Regions from separate parts of the Homo sapiens genome. Here region 1 is linked to region 2. The links are chromatin loops, found by intact Hi-C in ENCODE. Cell type or tissue: B cell. All regions are shown on one strand. Each heading gives the region's core, and the rest is flanking DNA. Links, peaks and the distances in the headings are about the cores only. Region 1 overlaps POC5 (POC5 centriolar protein). Region 2 overlaps ARHGEF28 (Rho guanine nucleotide exchange factor 28).

Region 1 (8,949 bases), core at 437-8,436, 1.8 Mb after region 2:
CTTTTGACCACAAACACACTGGATTACTTTTAGTATTTTATAATTTTTACAGTTTGGAAGAAACGATGTTTCTGAAATTAATTTCCCAACAGCAGAAACGTAGATTTATAGCAGGTTTGAGAAAAACAAGTATATATATTAAAAAAAAAAAAAAAACTGTAACAGGAAAAGGCAGAACAAGTACCAGTCATCATAAATTTTTATCTTCTCAACATGTTATGTAAGTGTTTACTAGTCTATGAACTCTCAGGAAAAAGACTTTTTGACAAAAGGTCATCAAATGTGGACTCACCACTGTGACTGGATGATGTTTTTCCACAACAACTGAGCTCATGGGAGGAGAAACTCCCATTATAGCTAAACTGCTGCTAATTCTATTTTTTGAAGCAAAATCACATCTTCCTGTGATCCGGGCTGTAATAGTTCTTCCTGCTTTCTGTTGTGCAGAGGTTACAACTCTTGGCACATACTAAGAAGAAAAAAAAATAAAAGAAGTAACAAGGTGGCAGAAAATCCACAGCAAAATCTATTGATTCCATAAATTATGAAGAATACACAGGCACTTAAAATAACTGTATGTTCAACCAACTTTAACATGGAAAAAACAAAATCACAAGACGAAAAGCAAAACAAAACTGAACACCCCAAAATATCCCTTTAACCTGAGTATGCCAACGATTTTATAAGATTTTAGAAACTTAAAAAACCAACTTTTTTTTTTTAAATGATAGATTTATAGAAAGACACAGAGATCATATTGAAAAGTACTGTGTGCTCTTCACCCAGTTTCCTGCCATGGTTACATCTGACATAATTAGAATATAACAAAGTCAAAACCAGGAAGCTCACCATGAGATAATGCCTGTGTATAGATCTCTGTCATTTTATCACCTAAGTTCCTGTTAACTATCACTCAATCAAGATACAGAATACTCATCACCACGAAGATCTCCCTCGTGCCACCCTTGACAGTCATATCCATCTCTCTGTTCCTTCCCCAACCATCCTTAACCTCTGGAAACCATTAATCTGTTTTATGGACTCTTTGATCCTTAAGCATAATTAATATTATCATTACACATATGCTTCTGTGTTCTGCCTTTTTTCCTTCTCATTTTATTAATATACTTTTTTTTACGAGGTAATACAGAGACCTGCTATAGTTCTTAATGAGATGGTTTTTATACCAACATACTACTTTGTCTTTCTTTTTCTATTACATTTAGCACATTTTGCAAAAGAAAAATCCTCTTTTGAGAGTTACTTCTGTATAATAAAAATATATTGCAAACAATGGAACGATCATATCAAAAAGTATTATCAGCTTTTATAGCTTTTGCTGCTTATCGCTGGATAATACTCCAGAAAAATATTTACAGCAGGAATAACACGTAAGTGGACTATTTTTCCACTGTCAATCAATTACACAGCCGCCTGTTTAAGTCTGAGGTGAAATCTACTATTCAAGTTGTGGTTCTTTATTAATGTTTCATATTTGTATTCCATTTTGTCAACTATTCATCTTATTTGCTAAGAATTGAAAGGATATTAATATTTAAATTTAATAGTTCCTGACGAGTACTAAACTCATTTAATAATTATAGATACTTATCTCAGAGTGTAAACGATTTCCCCATTTCATGTATTTGTCTTAATTTTCAATGCACATCCATTTTTTTAAGTTGTGGTTAATCCTGTCATTAATTTCCTCTTGCTTCCATGATGAAACCAAAACCAGCTTTGGACAGCTGAGGTAGTTATATTCTTATAACATTTACTTATTTTGGCTTAGCTTATTAAAACATTTGAAATTCCAGTGTGAAGTATTAATCTAAATTCATTTTTTCTCTAAACAGTTTTTCCAAAGGCATTTATTAAGTATCAATCTTTTCCCGATTATTATAGTTCATCTGTGATTCTCCATATAGCTGCATCTAGCTACACACAGTCACAGCTGTATACTGAAATGGGAAGAGAGTGGGCTTCAGGAGAGATGTCTCTGGGAAAATTAAAATGACAGAGTATTGATGTTTTTGGAAGACCCTATGGAAAACAGCATTCAGTGGGGTTTTGTAATCCTTGGAGAGTTTGGAAATAATTCACTATAGTTGGATAGAAAACCGAAGATAAAAATGAAGCAATTAATTCTAAGAACAAAACATTATACCAGAAAGGAAATGTAGTCATAGTACACATTCATGGCTTAGCTATATTAGTAATCATAAATGATTTAATCTGAAATGGGAATATCTATAACATACAGGGAGGATAAGGAAAGTGAAGAGAGAGAGAAGGAATAAGGTGGCATCAGGAGGCCAAGTCCTCTTATCTGTAATAAGTTAACAGATAATGTTTGAAATTAATAAATGTAGAAATAATGATATAAACATACTATTTAGGAAAAAATGGAAACAGAAGAAACAGCTAACAGAGTTAGGGAGAGGAATTTAGAAGACTGTTTCTCACTATAGTCCTTGTAAAAATGATTTGGCTTTTTAAACCATAAACTTCTATGGATCTTATGAAATTGAAAAACTAAATCTCAGATTTAAAAATATTTACAAATATGTTTTTGTGGACTAAATTCATGCTTCTGGCCTGAGGGAAACTTTGTCCTATTACTTATTACAATAAGGGACAAAAAAGATTTTACAAACTCCTGAAGATGCTTAAATGCTATTTCAAAATAGAAAACTAATTGCTGGCAGGAATATTCTTTGCCAAAATGTGGAAATAAGTACAATTGAGTTTGTAACTTTCCTCCTGCCCAATCACGCTTGAGGGGTGTCCTCTCAGTAGCCATGATTCTCACCTGGAGCTTCAGGTGTGAATGAAAAACTAGAGAAGTCTGGACTGAAGAAAATTAGAGTAGCAGGAAAAATGCTCATAGATGATAAGCTTCATTCAACCCAGCTCAGAATTGCTTTAGAATGCCTTCAATAATTTGAAAATATATACTCCTGTAAATAAAATGACTTCTAAAAGACTTCTAAAAGAAATCTCTATACGCTCATTGAATTAAATAGAAGTTGTCTTAAATGGCTCGCATGTTTACTGTCGGCTGCTTGTTTTCAGATGGTTTGTCACTTGTACTTGTTAATGTTTATTTAATGTATTAAAAATTGTATAAATTGATGAAAAAGTTGAAAATGCATAAGGACAATTTAGAAATAATTCATAAAGATAAATTATTAGAAAAAAGTTGCTACTAATCAGGGGGAGGAAAGAAAAACCTAGAAGGATTCTCTAATCAGATTGTTTGGAAAGTTTTGTTAGGTTCATGCTTTACAGAAACTGAAATTGGAGATCATAGAAAATATATTGGGTGTGGTTTATATTAAAAAGATGACAATTACAATCTTTGACCCCACATTCAGTTTGGCTCCACATTTAAAACCAGCAAATTAATACATATTTATGTTTTAGGATAAAATAATGCATTAGGTATGTATCATTCTCTGCAAATTAAATGACCACTTACTGGTACCAATCATGTTGGAGTTCATTAAATTTATCAGCTTAGCTGACTTTAAAAAATGCTATAAAAATAAAAATTCTAGCATTTTAAGCCACATCAACATAAGCAACAAAATTGAAAGGAGTAAGAAAAAAAATGAAATGACATTAAAAACAGTATTTGTAGCTTAATATTTGACAGAGAGACAGTACAGATCATTGGTTAAGAGTAAGAGGTCTAAATCAGATTTTCAAAGTCTGAATTCCAAATCAGTTACTAATCGTGTCCTTAGGCAAGTTGCATACTCTCTAAGCCTCAATTTCTTCATTTATAAAATGGAGAACGCAGTACCAACTCCCTAATGATACCCTTTCACTTTCTATTCAAATGAAGAGGAAAATTAGAAGAGAAACTTTACTAAAGGTCTTTACCAAATAGCTTTAAAATTCAGTGAAAAATATTTCCCCTCAATTATTCCAATTGAAGTTAGAAAAAGAATAAAATGCCATCTACTGTTCAACTTTATGAACTGCAATATGCTTGCTTGTATAACTGTCCAGCCTTTTTTGAAAAATGGTTTCCACCATGAAATTCTGATATTGTCTTTAACATACTGAGGATGTCTGCATTAAAGAAAATCATTTTAATATTATTATTTTTTAAATAATTTTATTTAAATTTAAATAATTTTTTAAAATAATAATATTTTAAAATAAGATATTATTTTATTAGCATGGTAATCTTCCATTCTCCAGTTATTTGTTTGCTAATTCTCTGTACTTTCTGGACCTATCTCCTTTTAGCTACTGGAAATACCAAGAAAAACTGAAAAAAATTTTTGAATGTTCATAGGAAGCCTCTGTGATTAAAATGACAAGAAAGATAACCAAGCCAGGATTGCAAATCTCTCTCTTCTTTTCCTATTCCCAACAATGATGGTTTCACAGTAAGTTAGCCAACTACTGGATTTATTCCTACTTTTGTTATCAAGTTTCTTTTAAAAACAAAAACACATATTTGAGGTAAATCTGAGTATTTCAACTATATAAGGAAGGAAGAAAACTAAGATTATACTTAGAGATAGATTTAATTGTGATTCTCTTTTCTCCCTGGCCCTAAAGGCCACTTACTTATGTGACTGAAATGGAGTGTGTATCTGTTTTTGAAGAAGTGGATATAGTGGGATAGGGCAGACAGGGAAGGGCTGTCTACAGAATATTATGGTTTTCAGGTTTCAAAGACTTCAACACTATCTCCGATGACCAGATTATTCAAAAAGTTAGCAATAAAAAGGGTGCTAAGCAAACTCATTCATTCAGTTCTTCCCATACATATTCAGGTTTACATATAAATGCAGATGTACCCATGAAGTTACATTTTAGGAAGAGAATTTTGAAAAATCTAGCTCCGCGTGTGTTAACTGCATATGCAAGATGAATGAGAAACCAGAACATAAACACAGTGAGTGAATGTTTAAATGAGGTCATCTGTGCAGGATCACACTTCAAAATGTGTAATCATGGAAAACAAACACAGCTGAAAATATGTCAGAGTTGAATTTTAGTGTTTTATTTCTTTCTTTTTTTTTTTTTTTTGAGACAGAGTCTCACTCTGTCACCCAGGCTGCAGTGCAATGGCATGATCTTGGCTCACCGCAATCTCTGCCTCCCGGGTTCAAGTGATTCTTCCACCTCGGCCTCCTGAGTAGCTGGGATTACAGGCGCATGCCACCACGCCCGGCTAATTTTTTTGTATTTTTGTAGAGACAGGGTTTCACCACATTGGCCAGCGTGGTCTCAATCTCCTGACCTTGTGATCCACCTGCCTCGGCCTCCCAGAGTGCTGGGATTACAGGCGTGAGCCACTGTGCTCGGCCAATGTCTTATTTCTAAGTCACAGCTCCCCCACATAAATTTCTCTTAGCCATGTGCTAGATATTTTTCAAACTCTTTGTGTCAATAATTGGTAAATAACTGATCTCAATGTATTTTCTCCCAAAGTTAGTAGCTCTCGAAAGGTAAAAATTCAAACCTGTTAGAATACTAAAGGTGACCACTTGTCTGTCTCAATACCTCCTTTAGCTACAGACAGCCGTCCAGAGCAATGGCACCTTCTGATGGCCTGCCAAGGGAATTTTAAGACCTAAAACTTATTCTGCCTCTTCTTTCCTCTTATGTAAGTGGTTAGGAGTTGGGGAGAAGAGGAAGACAAGCAAATCAGAATCATCTCAGGAGCTTTATAAAACTATACATGCCTTTATACCAGATCCACACCACAGCAGGAAAGAAGTTAACAGTGTTGTTTTTTTTTTTTTTTGAGACAGTCTCGCTGTGTCGCCCAGGCTGAAGTGCAGTGGCGTGATCTCAGCTCACTGCAACCTCTGCCTCCCTGGTTCAAGCAATTCTATGCCTCAGCCTCCCAAGTAGCTGGGATTACAGGTGCCCACCACCATGCCCGGCTAATTTTTTATATTTTTAGTAGAGACAGGATTTCACCATCTTGGCCAGGCTGGTCTTGAACTCCTGACCTCGTGATCCACCCTCCTCAGCCTCCCAAAGTGTTGGGATTACAGGCATGAGCCGCCGCGCATGGCTTTTTTTAAACTGACTAACTAATCACTGCTAGCTCTGCACAGGTGAGTCTGATAAGCTTGGCTTGCATCTGTACTCCACCCTTACTTGAGAAACATGGTTTGCAGAATACAAGTTTAACAACAGGAGGCTAAGGAGTTAGAGCCACGATGTGCTTCATCTGAAACTCTAGTTAAAAAAAAAAAAAAAATTAGAGACAGGGTCTTGCTCGTTGCCCAGGCTGGAGTGCAGTGGTGCAGTCATAACTCATAGTAACCTTGAACTCTTGGGCTCAAGCGATCCTCCTGCCTCAGCCTCCTGAGTAGCTGGGAGTACAAGTGCACAGCACCATGCCTGACTAATTTTCTACTTTTTTGTAAAGATGAGGTCTCGCTATATTGCCCAGCCTGGTCTCAAACTTCTGGCCTCAAGCAAACCTTTCACCTCAGCCTCTCAAAGTACTGGGATTACAGGTGTGAGCCAATATGCCCGGCCTCTTACCATATTAACAGCTTGATCAATTTCATTTCAGGCAAGTTCTCACACAAACCTTCCATCCCCATTTAACACTATCCTCTTGGCACTTCTCTAATAGCAGCTCACTGATTCTAGGAAAAACTATTCCTCTCCATTCCAATTACAAATTACAAATTAAAACTCGATCAAGATGGAGTTACTACAGAGCAGTGTTAGTGATATATCTGCATTTAGGAAAAAGGAAAGGTGTTAGCTGAATAGAAAATATAAAATTAAATATACATTAACCTCCCACACCTTTGAAAACACCCAATAGTGTTCTTCAAACATAGTCTGTCCTTCACTCTTTCTCAAATTAAATCTACTTTTCCTACATAATTTTTTTTTTTTTTTTTTTGCGACGGAGTTTCACTCTTGTTGCCCAGGCTGGAGTGCAATGGCATCATCTTGGCTCACTGCAACTTCGCCTCCGGGGTTCAAGCAATTCTCCTGCCTCAGCCTCCCGAGTAGATGGGATTACAGGCACACACCACCACGCTCGGCTAATTTTTTGTATTTTTAGTAGAGGCGGGGTTTCACCATGGCCAGGCTGGTCTTGAACTTCTGACCTCAGGTGATCCGCCCACCTCGGCCTCCCAGAGTGCTGGGATTACAGGCGTGAGCCACCGCGCCCGGCTCCTACATAATTTTTGAAAAATATAAAAAAGTTCTTTGTCTTAATTATCACTACTATGACAGCACTTTCAGGTATTTTCATTACAATTTAATGCTCTAGTCACTTTGTGTATTAAATATTTTCAGTGACTTTGCCTAAATACCACAGATTTTTTTTTTCTCCATAGGAAAATATTTTATGAGTTCAAAATATTAAATTTACAAACAAGCTTTTTTTTTTTTTTTGAGATGGAGTCTCGCTCTGTTGCCCAGGCTGGAGTGCAGTGGCGCGATCTCGGCTCACTGCAAGCTCTGTCTACAGGGTTCACGCCATTCTCCTGCCTTGGCCTCCTGAGTAGCTGGGACTACAGGCGGCTGCCACCACACCCGGCTAATTTTTCGTATTTTTAGTAGAGACGGGGTTTCACCGTGTTAGCCAGGATGGTCTCGATCTCCTGACCTCGTGATCCACCTGCCTCGGCCTCCCAAAGTGCTGGGATTACAGGTGTGAGCCACTGGGCCTGGCCGCCCTTTTCATAAGGTGGGACCTGTATAAACTGTACTAACCATTTCTTCTGATGCAGCAGTAGCTGCAGATCCTGCACCAAGAGCAGAAACAGGAACGTGAACAGAAGATGCGGAAGCAGCCCTGGTAGAAGTCATCGAAGCAGCTGAGGGAACGGCAGTCGCGCTGGCTCCTCCGACGGCGGCTGGTGGGGATGGCAGCAGTGGTGATGTAACTGGTAAGGGCATCGGAGGAGCTGAAGGATCCAAATGAGCAGAATGTTCTTTTCCTTGAACACCAGGACCATACTCTTCCTTTTTATTATTTGTGGAGTCTATCCCTATAAATCACAAATTAATTCCATTCAAATTCTTCCAGGTTAGGACTACTATTATCTTCCAAACAATGAAAACACATACTGGCTAAAGTTTGGTCCTAACAAAAATTTAGATGTTTACAGTATATTAGATACAATGTTCAGTTAATACAGTTTGTCAGTATTAACTGGTTAATGTCAGCATTAACCACTAAAAACTTCAGACTACTTCCTTCCACATGTGAAAGCTAATGGATCATTTGTTCTTAAATAAAAGATGAAAATAAATTATGTACTCAGCTGGGACCTTAGCTAAGTAGAGTATATTGCCATCACAACTGTCACAAAAAATATGATCACAGTGAGCCTGGAGATCTAGGTTCCTTTGTATTAGTTCATACAAATATCCTGATAGATGGCCAAAATGACCTGCAATCAATCTTTAGAACCACTTTCTGATATCACTATACTCCCTCATTTTCATGTATTGCGCCTATCCTAACAATTTATTTTTGTTCTTGAGTCGTCAGAAAACAAAAATAAATCAATAAAACTAAAATCTTCACTTTTTACACTGTAAAAGAAATGGGTTCTTGCAGATAAATTATATAAATCATAAGAGCATATTTGTGCACCTAACTGATTTGTAGTGACACCCCAATCACTAACCTTCCCTCAAAACTGAACCTTAATCTTGATCTAAGGAGCCAATAATGTCAAATTCCAGGGCTAGTACAAAGGGTTTCTTCCAATTTTAGATGTTTTCGCTCCAGTATTATAATTTGGTTAGTTTCTGCTTAAGACTGTATCTGTGTGGTATCAAACAGTGTGGTGAGGGTTTAGAAATTCAGTCAATGAGCTGTTTCAGAACATCTGAACAGAGGGCATTATGTAAGTTGTATGTTTAAATGGTTTTCTATGTAGTTCTCTTTCCCTCCAGAAATTTGGGCCTCTGCATAAGTCCTTTCCT
Region 2 (8,949 bases), core at 251-8,250:
GGGGTGTGTGTGTGTGGTGTGCGCGCGTGCGTAGGCACATGCCCATGTTTTGACAACCTTTAAAAATGTAAAAATCATTTTTAGCCCCTGGGTCCTATAAAAACAGGGACAGGCCAAATGCGATTTGCCAATTCCTGGTCTAGATTAAATATATACCTATCTTTGTTTTTTAGATTTATTTTTGTTTTTCTCCATCTTAGCTGAGAGCCTACAAGTTGCAGTGAAGGCCTCACAGATGGGCGCCGTGAGTCAATCATGTGAGGACAGTTGTGGAGACTCTGTCTTGGCGGACACACTCAGTTCTCATGATGTACCAGGATCACCGACTGCCTGTAAGTGAAAATGCAGGCCTTGGCAATGAGCCTGAGCACAGTCCCTGGAGCTTACAGTGGTCACGTAAAGTAAAGGCAATGACTGTCTCTGGTTGAAGGGGACTTGATATATTTTTTTAAATTAGAAAAAAACTGAGAATAAATATGCTAGCCTAAATGAATATCATAGGCATATAATAATGACACTGGGGTTTCAAGTATGAGGATCTAAAGAGTAGTTGGTGGGTTATACTGCTCTGTTTGCCGGCCAAATATCGGACCTTCCCCAACCCCTACCCTGCCTCATTTTTGATATGATTTATTCATTACAGTTTTGAAAGAACTTTTTAACTTTTCAGGTTTTTTAAAAAAGGAGTCCCTGCGGTCAATTACAGAACAAGCCCTTAAACCTAATCTCATGTGCATCAACTGAGAAAACAACTCAGAAAACCAGAAATATACACACGGCTCCCTCCGTCTCCCTCCTTTCTCTCTCCCTCTCTCTTTCTCTCTCTCTCACACACACGAAGTTTGGTGGTATGGTTAAAGCAGAAGTGCCAGAAAATTCTTGATCTGTGCCATCCTACACTTTAGTTCATGTCAGAATTCATTTATGAAAACATTGTTTCAAAACATTTTAAATATAAAAAAAAATAGAATGTAGAGATTTGGTTTAGGTAATTTCCCCGAACCTAGCTATCCTGTTATATGTATAGTTGTAGGCTACTTAGTTCCATAAAGGTTTCTAAGATAAGAGCATAAAGAGTATACTTTTCATCCTGTGCAGGTGGTAACAACCTTACTTCCACAAGGTCTTATGTGCGTAAGATAAAATGGATAAAATGTCTTCAGTAGTTAGAGATCAGAAGATTAAATTGAACTCAAGATTGGAAGATTAAATTGAACTCAGAACTTCTTTAACAACATCCCTTGATTAATTAAGATATATAGATGCAGTATAGCTTTTTAATTCTATACTTCTTTTTTTTTTCTTTTTTAAACATCAGCACCACTAATTATCTTCCTCTCTCAAGTTCTGCTTTATCTAATCCTGAGTTTCTAGTTTCAGAATGCGCACGTATGTTTTTCATTTTGACACAGCCCAGATTCATCAGGGGAGTTGTACTGCCCTGGGTGATTTCCTTTTAAAAGAAGAACCTCATTATGCCATTGAGGAGTCTCTGTCTAAAAATACGTGCAGGGATCTGCTGAGGGATCTGCTGCTCTCAGCCTCGCCCCAGGGACAGCTGGAGAGGCTCCCCTCTGCAGCTGCCCGAGCCCGCGGTCGTGCCTTCCCTCCCTTCAGGCCAGGCAGTGAAGGTCTCCTTGTCTGTATCCACATCTCTCATGACTGGGGAGAGTTTCAAAGGGACACCCGTGGCATTTGCCAGAACCATTGAGAGGCTCTTTAGAGGGGTCTGATGTCGGGATTCAGGTAGAGGAAGTACCGAAGCTGGCTGGTGGGGTCCTGTACCCCAAGGCCTCTTCAGTTCTGGGTCAGACTGGAACATGGTGCTATGAGAGTTTGATTCTCTTTATAAAGTTGTTCAAGGCACAAGGCTAGTTCTAAATGAAGGTCTACAACTGTGACTGAATGGGTCGGTTCTGCAAATGACTTGGAGAACTGGGCTCTTCTTCATCAGGCTTATGTCAGCCTGAGGTTATAAGCCAAGCAGACAGCTCTATTTTCAGTCTTCAGTATACATGATGAGTATCTTCTACTTCTAGGAAAGTTCTGTTCACTGGAGACCCTCTGGCCCACCCTGAAATTGGATACAGGGACAGGGACCTGATCTGTGTTTTATTCTTCTGCCTTGTCATCAGCTTCTTTCCCATTTGATTTTCCTAATTTCTATGAGGGAGTGAGAAACAGAGTGGTGAATTCTTTAGTGATGCCTTTGGCCACTCTTTAAGAGTTAGGAATAGCACCCAATAGTAGAACCATTTTTCAAATGACAGAGAAACCTATAAAATGTCCCTCATTGTAAGTGAATAAGTGCTGATCAGCTTGAACAAAATGGACTTGTTTTTAGCTGATCTCATCTGAAGCCGTTTCCGTTTAGACAAAAACTTCTTTGTATTAGAAGAGGTCTTTGAAATCCTAGAGGACTCTCATTTTCCAAAGACATAAGTATTTTTATTAAAGAAAAAAGCATTTCCTATATTGGAAATAAAGTTTTAAAAAGACACAATAAAAATTATACAAACAAACAGTGTCATAAAGTGAATATCGATTTTGTCAGGGTCTGGATTGGACATGGTTCTAATAAAACACTGTTTTGGGCTTTGAAAATTCTAGTTTTAATCAGTGCAAGGTGGGCACAGTTTAAGTTTTAACTGAGTTCACATGGGTAAAGAAATAAAATCCTGCCAACAGAGATTTAATGGATGAAGTGAAATCTGTATTTGGTACTTAAAAATATTTCGGGACTAGTTTCTATGTTTTCATAGTTTAAATACATAGTATTTGTAAATCTAAAGCATAACAAGAAATGTGAGAAAAACAACACATTTAGAAATTGTTAAAAAATAAGTTATTCAGAGATAGGGACAGGTTCTTGGTTTGTATGACTATGAGACCGTGAAGTATTAGCCATCTCCGCCTTCCTAGAAAGATGTCTCCCTCCTGCTTCGGACTCCTCCTTCCTCCTAAACCTTGTTTATCGTCTGCTGCTCTTGCACTGGCCACAAGAGAGACTTTTTACAGACTTAAGTCTGCCAAGAGACCTTGCTTTTGTTCTACAGCACCTGTTTTAAATTTCACCCTTCCCAGGAGGCATTTTCCTATTAAGTGAGAGTGAGATGTAGATTCTACCCTCTGTAACACAAACGACACACGAACACTTCAGTGCAAGAAAGAAAAGTACAAAGATGGTGATACTTTGTGCGGTTCGTCAGTTGCTGTCTGTTAGCGTGTAAGCCCCATGTGGGCAGGGACCACATGCATTGCTCTGCGCTCATCCAAGCACCTCATCTAAGAATACTCAATATGTATTATTTTGTGGTGTTTCCTATTTTGAAATATGTGTTGGCCGTGTACAGAAGAACCCGGTGGGCTGGCCGATGTTTGACGCTGTCCTTTTTGTTTCTGTCTCGATGGCGTGCTTCCAGCATTAGTCACAGGAGGGAGAGAAGGAAGAGGCTGTTCGGATGTGGATCCCGGGATCCAGGGTGTGGTAACCGACTTGGCCGTCTCTGATGCAGGGGAGAAGGTATTGTGAACTGATTTGTTAGTAAACGGCAGCGGTTACTGTGTATAATAAAATAGCCTCAGGTTCTGGTCTGTCACGGCAGTCAGTGGGGCAAAGGTGCTTTTCTGAATTGTTCTCAATTGATTTAAATATTCATATTTAAACTTTCTAACTTATTTCTTCTTCAAATGTGCTTGCACTGCCTGTGTCATGTAGGTGTAAACAAAGCAACGATTGAAAAGTTATTAAAAAGATTAAAAACTCTCCTGTGTATATGTGTGTCTGTGCTCTCTGACTTCTGGTCTTTCTGCCCTGCAAACCTTTGCTTCTCACCCACTATGTCTGGCAGCTCTGGCACCCGGGGGCCCTTTTGCAACCAGATGGCGCCAAAGTAATTGAAACACCTTTTACTTTGGAATATTCTTGCTTCTTTCACCTTCCTTGACCCTCCTCTCCTTGCAGAGTTGATTTCCTGTCACCACCCACATTTCACCTACTTTTTTTGTGGTTAATTTTTAATTAATCTGACCAGTTTTTGCTTGGGGCACAGCGATTCCCAAAGGGAATCCTCTTTTTTGACTTACTGCTATAGACATAGATATTAACTCTCTCTTTAAGAATTAAATACATAAAACTTCCTATTAATGTCTACTGAAAGTGAGATGTCAGAAATAGGGAAGGAATAAAATATGATTCTGGGAGGTGGCTAGTTGGCCTCTTCCTGCTTGTCAGGGCTCCAGAGTTTAGCTTTATCTAAAATTGAATTAGGTACATTAATAGGTGCCAATATGTGTCAATGTGAAAAAATGGCAAATGTCAGATCTTCTCACATATACAACATATTTTACATATTATATACTTTTTGTGTATATTACATAAGACTGAGAAATCAAGTCAAGGACTTTTAAAATCCAGAGAAAAGACAGCTGTGACTGAGTGTTCTTTTTTAAACTTCAGAGGCCAAAATGAGCATAGGAATGTAATATTTTACTCCTTCTGATTGTAAGCTTTCTAATGTATTGCTTCTTAAAATGTTCCTGCTTTTCATCACTTTTAAGTGTGAAGTTTGTGGTGTCCAACTGTGTTAATAGAAAAGAGAGAGTGAATTGGACAGTAATAATTTAATCTTGAACGCAAAGTTGGGTGGCTCCTACCCCTAAAGTCTCCCTCTTCCACTCCAATTCAGCTACAGGTAGATAATTGAGGTTAAGTGTCTGGGTTCTTCTTTGGATTAAGCTATCTGCAAAATTTTTTGCTTAATAAGGCATTTTGAAAGATTAATACATTAATAAACCCAGGTAAAGGGCAGGATCACTTGAAATCAAACTTTTAAAAGGTGTATAATGGATATTTTGTCATTAGCTTCCTCTACAAGGTAAGGTTAGAACAAATTTCTGAAAGAATATTAAAAAATGAAATCTGACTCAAATGCAGAAATAATGGATAAATCGCCAACTGCAGTTTTAAACATTTACCACAAGGTGGCAGAACAACTCCATTAAAAACGCGAAATTTCCTGTCTTGTGTCAAACCTAGTGGCTTTTGGGCATAAGTAACCGCGGGTAGCACAGTCCAACTCATTTCTATGGTTCTAATTTTTATAGACTATAAAAACTCTGTGCCATATGGTCTTACTACAGAAGCAGTGGAGTGTGGATGGGCCACGACAGAGCCAGAAGAGCAGCGAGAACGCCAACCATCCCTCTAGGGCGGGGGTTCTTAGAGCCTGTTCTCTCCCATAGGGTTTGGCACAGATCTAATGTCTTTAAGCTTCATCTCCATTTTCAGCCTCTGTCTTTTCTCTATCAGAGGGGCTGCTTACGAGTGAAATCTTTAATTGGCAGTCCAAGGGAAGCGGAGGTCTGGCTAGCTCATCCTGGCATCATCAGCCTAAACTAATTGAATTTAACAAGTTCAAAATTACCCGAGGACATGACCATGGCTGGCTGCTTTTTATGGCTTAAAATTAGATGAGACAGTAGGCCCTTGAGGACAGGGCATCTGATGGTCTCCCATAGCGTAAGGTGTGAAGTTTACAGTGGGTGATCGATATTTATTTATTGAATGGCGTGCCATCGAGTTCAACTGGGAGTCATTCACTTGTTGAGTGTCCGTGCTATGTCAAGCATCATTCTTATAATATGGAGCACATGGACAAAGTCTCGCTACTCACTGGTTTGCATCCTAGGGAGAGAAGGCCGACAATAAATGAATAAACAAGTGTTCAATTATGGAGGCTGCAAACCATCACTATCCACGTGTGCCCTTAATGTGTGCTGTGGAAGAGACAAAGAACAAGGCATAGACCCTCTCCCTAAAGAACAGACGGTCTCCTGTGGCTGGTTCGTGGCCTCTGCTGCTAGTACTTCTACTATGGCAGTCACTGGTCTGGTGATCTCTGACTGTGGTGGGATCTAGAGCAGCCCAGCTACGCGCGCCACTATGGCCACCGTCTGAGTCTGGTTTCTTTTCCCAACTGCTGTATATGTTGATATCGTGAATCTCAAACATTGAGAAAAGGAGTTAAGGCCAGACATGATATTCTTTCTTTAACTTTCAATCTGTCCTCTAGAATATAAGAGGTCAGCCTGACCCAAAAGACAACTTCAGTCTGGGCACAGAGAACTCAATTCACATTGTGGTTTGCACAAGGTAAATGTTGTTACTTGAGTTTTCAGGGTGTCCTTACTGTCATCCCTTGTTGTTTTAAGGGGTGATTGGGTGAAAATTGCCATCCATCTCAAACATCGACTTTGCGTGAAGGACGCTCTTGTTGTCAAGTGTTTGTTTGATTCTATAGGCTTTTATTTCTGGGAGGAAACTGAGTCAGTATAGATAAGGTAATCAAGTTTAGAGATAGCAAAGTGATTTACCCAAGGTCATACATTTTGGGACACTGCAGGGCAGCTTTTCAGAAGTAGAATGGTTATTCATTTTCTTGTTTTTTATGTATTTTAGGTGGAATGTAGAAATTTTCCAGGTTCTTCACAATCAGAGGTGAGCTGCTGCACATACCTTAAATGTATCACCAGCCTTTATTTGTGGATAATGAAAGCTTTTTCAAGAATTTGACACTTACAATTTTGTTTTTCAGATTATACAAGCCATACAGAATTTAACCCGTCTCTTATACAGCCTTCAGGTAACTATCCTCCTCTAATCTTTGACCTTGTGAATGGTTCTCTTAATGCAATTCTCTTTGATGATTCCCAGACTTTAAAAATGAGAACAAGTGAGAGGTAGGGAATGATCTTAAAAGAATGACAACCTTCTAAGTGTGATGTGTTGGACTCACATGGTTTTGTAATCAGAGGCAACACCATGACTACATTTTATACCATTCTTCTCTGAAATCATAAAACAGTTCATATCTTTAAAAAATATTGATGAATATGATCTGGCTTGACATTTACAATGAAACTCTTAGGTGAGTGTAGCATGACTTCACATTTTCTGATGAAAACCTAAATTCACACCTAAAATTCTTTGACTTCTCCATGTGGCCATCAGCCTTTAGAGCAGTTAAGTAATCCATATGTTGCTTTACTCTTTTGTTTGTTCATCCACTCAACATTTATTAATTTATTAATGTTGAGGGGATGAACACACAGTGCCTGTCTCTGTGCTGACTGTGCTGAGGGCTGAGCACACAAAGGCAAATTAGCCACACAGCCTGCTCTCAAATAGCTTACTGCCTTTCAAGGAAGAGCAGACATAAAAAAGAAATCATGCTTGCATTTAGGATTAAATGGTTGGATGATCCCTTAGGCTGGGGTCCCCAAACCCCAGGGTGCAGAGTGTTACCTGTCTGGGCTGCACAGCAGGAGGTGAGCTGGGGGCAAGCGAGCAGTACCACCTGAACTCCGCCTCCTGTGAGATCAGTGGCAGCATTAGATTCTTATAGGAGCGTGAACCCTATTGTGAACTGTGCATGCAATCTAGGGATCTAGGTTGCCCCCTCCTTATGAGAATCTAATGCTTGATGATCTGAGGTGGTACGCTTTCATCCTGAAACCATTCTCACCACATCCCAGCCCATCCATTAAAAAAAAAAAAAAAACTGTCTTCCACAAAACAGGTCCCTGATGTCAAAAAGGTTGGAGACCACTACCTTAGACCATGCAAAGAAAGAGGCTCAGTGTGTCCGATGGCTTAATTTACTCATTAAAATGTATCTCGAAAGGATATACATGCAATGTTTGGATTGTTGAAAAATTTGTAGAAAAATTTGAGAATACAAGTAAATGAAAGAAAATGATTTCTGATTCTACAAAGAGAATTAAAATTATCATGTTGGTGTATAAGGCTCCAGATTTTAGAATTGTTCTCTGTGCACTCTTCTGTAACATGTAACTTTCTCTGTCATCAACTATTATTCTATTGCATACTTTTTAATGATTATATATTAAATTCAACTCTGTGGGGTTTATTCAATCCCTTATTGTTTACACTTTTGTATTATTAACAACACTGTAGAGGACATCCTTGTGTACTCATCTCTTTGAATACATCTGACTATTTCCTTAGGGTAAATGAGAAGAATTATTTTGTTTAGGTTTTCAATAGACTTTGCCAAAATAATCAAATCAACCACCATTCTCTCTTTTTCTTCCATTTGAAGATGGATTAGGGTATCTGATTATTTTATTTGTACTTCTTTGATTACTACTGAGACAAAACATTTTTCCCTCACTGGTTTATTATTCATTCATGCTTCATATCTTGTTGAATTTAAAAGAAAATAAAATGAAGCCTAAGTTTTCAGCAGAAAATATAAAGGCATGCTGCATTCGATGTTTTGTTATTTAGACTTCGACTCTATCAAGACTTCTTTCTCTTATGACCTTTTATTCTTGCTCTAGGACCAACATCTGAATTGTTAAAGCCTTGGATTACATTTGAGTATATGACAGTGCTCATCTTATTTATTTTTCTATGCATATTTATATATCCTTCCACAAGAGCTTTTATTTTTTTATTTATTTATTTTTTTGAGACAGGGTCTGGCTCTGTTACCCAGGCTGGAGTGCAGTGGCACGATCTCAACTCACTGCAACCTCTGTCTCCCAGGCTGAAGCCATTCTGCCACCTCAGCCTCCCAAGGAGCTGAGACTATAGGCGTGTGCCACCAAGCCTGGCTAGTTTTTCTATTTCACCATGTTGCCCAGGCTGCAGTCTAACTCCTGGGCTCAAAGTGATCTACCTGCCTTGGCCTCCCAAAGTTCTGGGATTACAGGCATGAGTCACTGCACCCAGCCCCACAAGAGCTCTTAAACAAGTTTCTTATCTCTTGCCAACATCATTAAGTTAAAATTTCATTATATTTTTGAAATAAATTGGAGAGAATCAACACCTTTACCATAATCACTTACTTGTCTTATAAAAGAACATCGGTCAGTCATCTCTTATTCTATGATTTGCTGGAGAGCTTTGTAATTGTCTTCATA

Evidence for each region. Hi-C counts contacts between places; a loop is a spot of excess contacts. Peaks named below come from ENCODE experiments on the same cell type or tissue, not always from the same donor. Only the 100,000 strongest peaks of a DNase experiment are listed, where the experiment ranks them.
Region 1: it touches region 2 in a loop (23-fold over the local background); 5 of 110 quality-filtered maps call a loop at or near these places.

The regions. Positions count from the first base shown.
Region 1 is chr5:75,677,482-75,686,430 of GRCh38, forward strand. POC5 (POC5 centriolar protein) reads right to left here. Exons shown (of 12, transcript NM_001099271.2): 10 at 7,726-8,003; 11 at 293-469. Among named protein-coding and RNA genes, the nearest start is that of POC5, 35 kb to the right of the region's middle. In B cell, for the core only: CTCF peaks have their summits at 3,963 (motif pointing left) and 4,162; a DNase peak (open chromatin) is centred at 3,960; H3K27ac peaks cover 597 bases.
Region 2 is chr5:73,897,762-73,906,710 of GRCh38, forward strand. It overlaps ARHGEF28 (Rho guanine nucleotide exchange factor 28), which reads left to right. Exons shown (of 36, transcript NM_001177693.2): 30 at 201-332; 31 at 3,423-3,523; 32 at 6,461-6,499; 33 at 6,597-6,644. Among named protein-coding and RNA genes, the nearest start is that of LINC02122, 200 kb to the right of the region's middle. In B cell, for the core only: CTCF peaks have their summits at 4,972 (motif pointing right) and 5,173; a DNase peak (open chromatin) is centred at 5,000; H3K27me3 peaks cover 509 bases.